2 separate regions of the Homo sapiens genome follow, and region 1 is linked to region 2. The links are chromatin contacts, found by Hi-C or POLR2A ChIA-PET in ENCODE. All regions are on one chromosome and are shown on one strand. Each heading gives the region's core, a stretch centred on a gene start or an enhancer-like site at or near the end of the contact. The rest is flanking DNA. Distances are from core to core; before and after follow the strand shown.

Region 1 (4,007 bases), core at 810-3,309, 460 kb before region 2:
GAGACATTGATGACCTTCCATGAGCCTCAGTTTCTTTATCTGTACAATGAGCCTGCACATGGTAACTGCCCTCATAGGGAATTCTGTGAAGAATGAAGAAGGTAATTCTGGCACTCAGAAGTCCTCCATCAGGGCTGACCATCCCCACTGTTAGTGGTATTCCCCTGCTCCTGTCATTCTCTCCCTGATAAGATATGATACATGGTTCCATAGTCCTTCTCTCCATGCACCAATATTCCATAATACTTCAGGATAGACAATACTGAGGAAGAGGTTCCAGGTCTGGGTATGATGTAGTAAGGTCACCTCCCCCTGTGTCTCCCCTCCAAGTCAGCTTTCAAACCTGGAGTGGATGCATGAGGCAGCTAGTCAATAACTCAGGAAACTAAATAGCAGCCAGACTACAGAGATGACCAGTTGTTGCTGTCCCAGGAAACCCGCAGTGAGCTCACCATTTTTCCCCTGTAGCATCCTCCAGCCTGAACTACAGGCAGCCTGACCCCAAAAGTGGGCAGGGGGTGAACAGACAGGGCTGTCAGAGAAGCCCTCCAGCTCTGGGTCCAGAAGTGGAAAAGGGCACTCCTGCTCAGAAAGGGTGGAGGCGATCTTGTTTCTTTTTGCCCCTTCTCTCATGCCTCAGCCTTGAGCAGTCCTCAAGCACCTGACACTCTAGGGGAGGTGGCGGTAAGATCAATGGTGCCCCAAGGATGCCCAGCTCTTCATCCCTGGAGCGTCTTCATATGTGAGCTTCTACAACAAGAGGGACCAGCAGCTGTGGTTACATTCAGGCTTTTGAGATGGGGAGATGATCCTGGACTCTTTAGGTCCACCCCATGGAATCTCAGGGTCCCAGAGTAATTGCTGGGAAGCAAAGAAGGGGCCATGGCATAGGGTGGCTGCCAGGAAGCCGCGAAACAAATTCTGCCCCACAACCTCGAGAAGGCGCCAGCCCTGCCGACACCTTGACTGTAGCCTAGTAAGACGGATCTCGGACTTCTGGCCTCCACAGCAGCTGGAGAATAAATCTGTAGTTTTTAGCCACTAACTTTGTGCCAATTTGGTAGGGCAACAATAAGAAATTAATACAGGGGATAACGTTCCTCTTTAATCATAAGAGCTGTGGTCCCAAGAGGGTGGGGCCACCCCGTAATGCCTCTAGTCCTGTCCTCCCTCCACTTGACCTTACGCTGGGGGTGGGGGGAGCGGGTCAGCCACAGGAAGTAGGTTAACCTTGACCCAATCCTTGGACCTGACACAAAAGTCCACTCAAAATGAATCGCAGATCTAAAATGTAAAGCTATAAAACTTTGAGGAAAACCTAGGAGAAAATCTTTATGACCTGGGTTTAGGCTAACAATTGGTAGACATGACACCAAAAGCATGATCTGGGACACAAAAAGTAAATTTCATCAAAATTAAAAAGGTGTCATGCAAAAGACACTGAAAAGAAGCTGAAGACTAGAAGAAAATATGTGCAACTCACATGTTCGACAAAGGTCTTGCATCTAACATATACAAAGAACTCCCAAAACTCAAATCTTTGTAAAACCACAAACAGCCTAGTTTCTAAGAACAGGCAAAATACTTGGACACTTACTTACTTCCCCAAAGAGGATGTGTTAAAGGAAAACATCCACATGAAAATATGCTCAACATCATTACTCATTAGGAAAATGCAAATTAAGACCATGATGAAATATTCTGCATCCTTGTGAACAGCCACAGTAAAGAATCATGACAGTATGACATGCTGCCCAGGGTGCAGAGCAACTGGGCCCCTCATACGCTGTGGGAATGCAGTTTCTTACATTTAGCATAGGATCCAGTCCTCAACTCTTAGGTATTTGCCGCACAGAAATGAAAACTTTTGTTCACACAAAAAGCTGCACTTGAATGTTTCCACTAGCTCTATTCAAAATTGCCAACAACTGGAACCAACGCAACTTTATTCCTTTATGACTAGATAAACCGTGGTATATCCATTTAACCAAACTCTGCTCAGTAATAAAAACACTGCTGACTCACCCAACGACTTGACGGTTCTCACACATGCTGAAAGACGCCAGCCTCAAGAGGTTGCTTACAGTATGATTCCATTTATGTGACATTCTTGAAAAGACAAAACTAGAGGGGGAGGGACAAGGGCTTAGAGGTGGGGGAGGGTGCAGCTAGAAAGGAAATGAGGGGAAAACAGCTTTTTAGGGTGAAGGAACTGGTCTATATCTTGACGGTGATGGTGGTTACTCAAATCTATGCATGTGTTTAAATTCACAGACATGAACAAGAGCAAAAGTCAATTGCACTGTGTAAATTAAAAATTTTTTGTGAAAGTAAAGGCAAGTAGGACTCTGGGCAATCTATTAAACTTGGCCCTATCCCAGAATACACAGTGATGTCTTTCTGGGCCCCATTCTGGATTCATGGATGGTTTTGGCTCGAATTACTGGTCTGTTCTATCTTCTCCCTATTTATATCACTTGCCTTAGCATTTCACAGCACTGCTACATGCCCACAGCCACCCTTTCTCCCACTTAGAACAGGTCATTAATCTGTGCAAGTGTACAAATGGCCCCATCTACCGTTCTCTGTGCCCCTCTTTGCCACGTGACTTTGCAGTGCCCTCCCACTGACTCTGGTTTCTGCCTTGTAATCCCCCTTGGCGATGTGACATGCTCACAGCTTGGATGATACCCATATGGGTGTGCTTCTCCTGTCTGTGCTCCCTGATGTACATGCCCAGGCTCGCCCACTGGTCCTGGGAGGAGGATGAAAGATCTGTGGATCTTTCTGTTTCACAGCCCAGTTTTTCCATTCTTCCTAGTCAAGGCCCTCCTGCATCCACCTACTGATTCCCAGACACAGAAGCCAGCTCAGCTAAGACCAGTTAAGCCTCCTAGCCCATCACCTCACGCATAAGCAATATGTTATCACATACCAACAAAGTATCATAGATGTATGTTACACAGCATCAACATAGGAGATACGTGATAACCAAACCAAGTAACCATTCTCAGTTATTACTCCCAGACATCATTTTAAAAGTGCAAGGGGAGGCCGGGCGCGGTGGCTCACGCCTGTAATGTCAGCACTTTGGAAGACCGAGACCATCCTGGCTAACATGGTGAAACCCCCTCTCTACTAAAAAACAAAAATACAAAATTAGCCAGGTGTGGTGGCAGATCCCTGTAATCCCAGCTACTAGGGAGACTGAGGCACAAGAATGGCATGAACCCAGAACACAGAGCTTGCGGTGAGCCTAGATCACACCACTGCACTCTATTCTGGGTGACAGAGTGAGACTCCGTCTCAAAAATAAAAAAATGCAAGGGGAAATGCAGAAAGCTGTGAATTTGCTTAGCCCACTGAGAAGAAAGCTGTCACCAAGATCGATTATACTTTAGCAGGACAGGACGATTTTGGTCTATAAATGGCAGACAATTTTTTTTTTTTTTTTTTTGAAACGGAGTTTTGCTCTATTGCCCAGGCTGGAGTGCAGTGGCACGATCTCAGCTCACTGCAACCTCTGCCTCCTGGGTTCCAGTGACTCTCCTGCCTTAGCGTCCCAAAAAGCTGGGACTATAAGCGTGAGCCACCATGCCCAGCCAGACAACTTCTTATATGCTGTGGACACACCTCTCTGATATAGGAGATATTTTATTACTTTTTTTTGTTTAAACAAACCCCACATAGGATAGAGGTCATTGTGCCAAAAATACCTACTCTGCTTCCCTTTTTCCAAAGTGAAGTTTCAGATGCTCCAATGTTTAAAAAAGACATGAAGTAGGGCAAACAACTGTAATAATATCTAAGCTGCCAACTCAATCATTTTGGGACTGAAGTGAGAGTTTGAACAAAGAAGTAAAAACAAAGTCAAAATTGCTTCCCTTCGAGAAGCTCCATAGTAGGTAATATTTCCTTTAATCCTCCCAACAAGCCTGTGAAATCTCTGCCACTATCACCAATTTTATAGATGAGGATGCTGAGGCAGAGGTGAAGTTCACAAGGCT
Region 2 (3,960 bases), core at 424-2,923:
CACATCTCTTTGCCTTTGGCTTATAAAAATATATTTCTACTGTGTTTTCACCATCAAAATGTATTATCTTGGTCTTTCCTTCTTGCCTTTGCATAGGACCAAGGGAGAGCTACACTGACTACTCTGAGAACCTTAACTCGGACCCCAGGGATGTCACCAACAGCATGATCTTTGTGACCAAATCCAGCAATCAGAACTTCACCAAGGTTTTATCCCTAAATTTTTTTCCCCGAAATTTTTATTTTAGCTTTTTTTTTCTTTTCTTTTCTTTTCTTTTTTTTTTTTTTTTTTTTTGAGACAAAGAGTCTCGCTCTGGCACCCAGGCTGGAGTGCAGTGTCGCCATCTCGGCTCACTGCAACCTCCACCTCCCGGGGTTTAAGCAATTCTCTTGCCTCAGCCTCCCGAGTAGCTGGGATTACAGACATCTGCCACCACGCCTGGCTACAGAACTTCATTGTTGTCCTCAACTGAAGTCAAGCAGTCATCACTGAGTACAGAAGCTGTGATTTCTTGGTCAGTGGGGCCATAAAGAGCATCCTGATGGCAGGATGTGGCTGTTTGGTTTCAATCCCTACTTTTCCGGCACAATTCCCTTTTGGAGAAGCACTTCCAAAAGGGCTAGGTGCGGGGACTGCACCCAAATGGGCTTTCCTGCACTGCTGATCACCCCACTTCTGGTCTTGCTGGTGGTTACAGAGCTTCCCAGCAGTATGAAGACTGAGATACTTGCCACAGGCCGGGGCCAAAAAGAAGCAGCACTCATCTCTCTTTTGAACAACAAGAGTGGGTATCAATCGGAACCCAGGGCAGGCAACCACGCCAGGCACACTTAGTAATAGTTTCCTTCCACTGTCTTCATTTTACAGCGACCTGCTGGTTTCGTTAACTCATAGTGACTCTCCATTTACAGTAGTGAGATAAAGCTTCCTTTTTCAAAAAATAAAGGAATTCAATTTGTTTAAGTGCATCATTAAAAGTAAACTACAGTCTGGGCACGGTGGCTCACACCTGTAATCCCAGCACTTTGGGAGGCTGAGACCGGCAGATCATGAGGTCAGGAGTTCAAGACCAGCCCGGCCAACATGGCGAAACCCCATCTCTACTAAAAATACAAAAATTAGCCGGGCGTGGGCCTGTAATCCCAGCTACTTGGGAGGCTGACGCAGGAGAATCGCTTGAACCCAGGAGGTGGAGGTTGCAGTAAGCTGAGATCGTGCCATTGCACTCCAGCCTGGGAGACAAGAGCAAGACTCTGTCTCAAAAAAAAAAAAAAAAGTAAACTGTAGTAGGCCGGGCACGGTGGCTCATGCCTGTCATCCCAGCGCTTTGGAAGGCTGAGGCGGGTGGATCGCTTGATCCTAGGAGTTCAAGACCAGCCTGGACAGCATGGTGAGACCTCAACTCTACAAAAAAATAAATAAATAAAAATGAATAATAAAGTAAACTATAGGGTAAGTAACAGTACTGTGGTAAACAAAAGATTGACAGGTGAAAAGCAGCCAGCTACATACTCACCCACCCTGTGTCCCATGGACTGAGTGATCTATTAACACCTGCTCAGCGGAGTTCAGGGCTGAGCAGCGCCACAGTAAACCACACATGCTCACATACAAAAAGTGCGGCCAGCCGTTCCCACGCAGCAGCCTTACGGTGTCTGCTCACTTCCTGCTTCACCCTTGAATCAAAGAATGCTGGGTGCCTCCCAAACTCTTTCTTCCTTCCTTAGCAACAAAAACTAATTTCCTTTTTATCAAGAACAATTGCCCCCTCTGCAGCCAAGGGGGACCATGACATGAATGCTGGCCCAAGACACGAGTGGTATACTGTAAGCACCTTCTAGTGAAGGTCGGGGGAGCTTCAACGTTTTTGTACCAAGAGCCCATTTTGTAATCTAGGAATAACCATGGGCTCCTATTCAGGAAAATGTATTAAAATATATAAAACATACCATATCACAAAGGAAACCAATTACATCAAAATAGAATGATCATGATTGAAGAAAATACTATATTTCACCCAGAGCTAAATGAAAAACATTGTAATTTTTTTCCCTATCCAAGCTCAGGCCCCTGAATCCTATATGTAGAAATAGACGAAGTCTCTCTGCTCTCTCCTCCTTCCTGCCGCCTGGAATGAGAATGAAATGGCTGGAGCTAAAATGGCTATTTTGGTCTACAAGGCAAGACAGGAGGAGTCCCGGTCTCTGATGGCCGTGGAGCCACATACCAGCCCCAGCCCATCTACCTCTGGATAGAGAGAAATTTCCATCACATCTCCTTAACCACCGGAACTTCAAGAAGAGTAGGTCTGAATGGCTTTGTGTACAAAAAATAAACCAACTGTTGGTTTACATAGTGTCTGCTCACTTCCTGCTTCACCCTTGAATCAGAAAATGCTAGGTGCCTCCCAAACGCCTTCTTCCTTCCTTAGCAACAAAAGCTAATTTTTTTTTTTAATTGGGAACAAGTGCCCCCTCTGCCTCCAGGGGAGGCCATGGGACAAATGCTGGCTCAAGCCACCAGTGAGATACCAGGAGCACCCGTCAGTTTACATAACAGTTGGTTTATTCTTTGTTATACAAAGCCATTCAAACCTAGTCTTCCTTGCTATATCTCTAATACTTTTTCTAGGTAGTAAAGTTGGAAACAGTTGAAGCCTGATCATTAGCAAAGTTTAATCATCTTGGAGAGACATATTCTTCTTCACTTACAAAAATGAGTCCTTCAGAGTTACAAAGGAAATCCAACTAGAATAGGTCCTCTGTAGCTAACTGCATTATGGGAGGCAAACCCCAAAACCTGGAACCACAGAAGTCTACGGCAAGGCTGCTCCATCCTGAGGCACGCCCTTTAGCGCGCACACGCCCAAGCGCCACGCATTAACCACGGTTCTGGATATCCACAAGCACGTACCACACCTCCAGTCTACAACCAGGGACGTACACACCTGACGTGAACCCACAGTCACAGGGTTAGAAGCACAAAGGCACCGCCATGAGACGTGGGCCAGAAGTCATCCCAGAGCTGGTGGAGGGGGCTGCGAAAGTACTTACTAATTGTCATGGACTCTGGCACTGAGGCAGAAGGTAACAGGCTGCTCAGAGGACTTCCGTGGCCTGGAGAGCTGGCTTCCACACTAGGAAAAAGCAGGCAGGAGGAAGTTACACTCGGCCACTGAAAGTACACACCCTCACCATTCCAAAAACTAGCAGAGGTCGGTTTACTCCGGTACCTCTACTAGAAGGGATAGAGGCAGTCATTGGAAATTAGTCAGGCCTCGTTATCTGCAGATTCCGTATTTGGAAATTCATCTACGCACTAAAATTTATTTGTAACCCCAAAGTCAATACTTGAGGTGCTTTCACAATCATTCATGAACACGTGCAGAGGCCAATAATTTCACTCCCTAATGTGCATAATCTCAGCTGAAGTCGAACAGCTGGGACCTCAGATCTCACACCGTAAACAAGCATCCTCTTTGCTGTCTATTTACTGCCATGTTTTTAGCATTTTTTTTTCCACTTTTCTTTCTTTTGCGTGATCTCGGCTCACTGTAACCTCCACCTCCTGGGTTCAAGCGATTCTTGTGCCTCAGCCTCCCAAGTAGCTGGGATTACAGGCCCGCACCACCACACCCGACTAATTCTTGTATTTTTACTAGAAATGGGGTTTCGCCAAGTTGGCCAGACTGGTCTCAAAGTCCTGACCTCAAGTGATCCACCTGCCTCAGCCTCCCAAAGTGCTGGGATTACAGGCATGACCCACCACACCCGGCCTTTTTTTCCACTTGATTTTATTGTTTAAAATGTCCCCAAGCACAGTGCTGAAGTGGTACTGCCGACAGTTCCTAAGCACAGGAAGGCTGTGATGTGCCGTATGGAGATAATTTGTGAGTTAGAGATGCTTCATTCAGGCATGGCTTACAGTGCTGCTGGCTGTGAATTCAATGTTAATGAATCA

The links. Hi-C counts contacts between places; a loop is a spot of excess contacts on that map. ChIA-PET counts read pairs that join two places held with the same protein, here RNA polymerase II (POLR2A). Pooled maps may share reads with other maps.
Region 1: a loop to region 2 is called in a map of naive thymus-derived CD4-positive, alpha-beta T cell, with 4 times the contacts of the local background. The contact joins two enhancer-like sites. A Hi-C loop is called at or near these places in 2 of 168 maps with a recorded cell type or tissue (chondrocyte and naive thymus-derived CD4-positive, alpha-beta T cell), 10 of 37 single-sample maps with no recorded cell type and 16 of 50 pooled maps. POLR2A ChIA-PET finds 5 or more read pairs at or near these places in 1 of 52 experiments (activated CD4-positive, alpha-beta memory T cell).

The regions. Positions count from the first base shown.
Region 1 is chr16:12,537,435-12,541,441 of GRCh38, reverse strand. The region is part of intron 20 of SNX29 (sorting nexin 29); the gene reads right to left. It also overlaps a transcript of SNX29-AS3 not described here. Among named protein-coding and RNA genes, the nearest start is that of SNX29-AS3, 72 kb to the left of the region's middle. Within about 2 kb of position 2,059, at least 2 of the 41 ENCODE cell types and tissues checked have a DNase peak (open chromatin) inside an H3K27ac peak, as active enhancers do.
Region 2 is chr16:12,078,009-12,081,968 of GRCh38, reverse strand. It overlaps SNX29 (sorting nexin 29), which reads right to left. Exons shown (of 21, transcript NM_032167.5): 11 at 3,054-3,136. It also overlaps the pseudogene RPS23P6. Among named protein-coding and RNA genes, the nearest start is that of SNX29, 100 kb to the right of the region's middle. Within about 2 kb of position 1,673, at least 8 of the 41 ENCODE cell types and tissues checked have a DNase peak (open chromatin) inside an H3K27ac peak, as active enhancers do.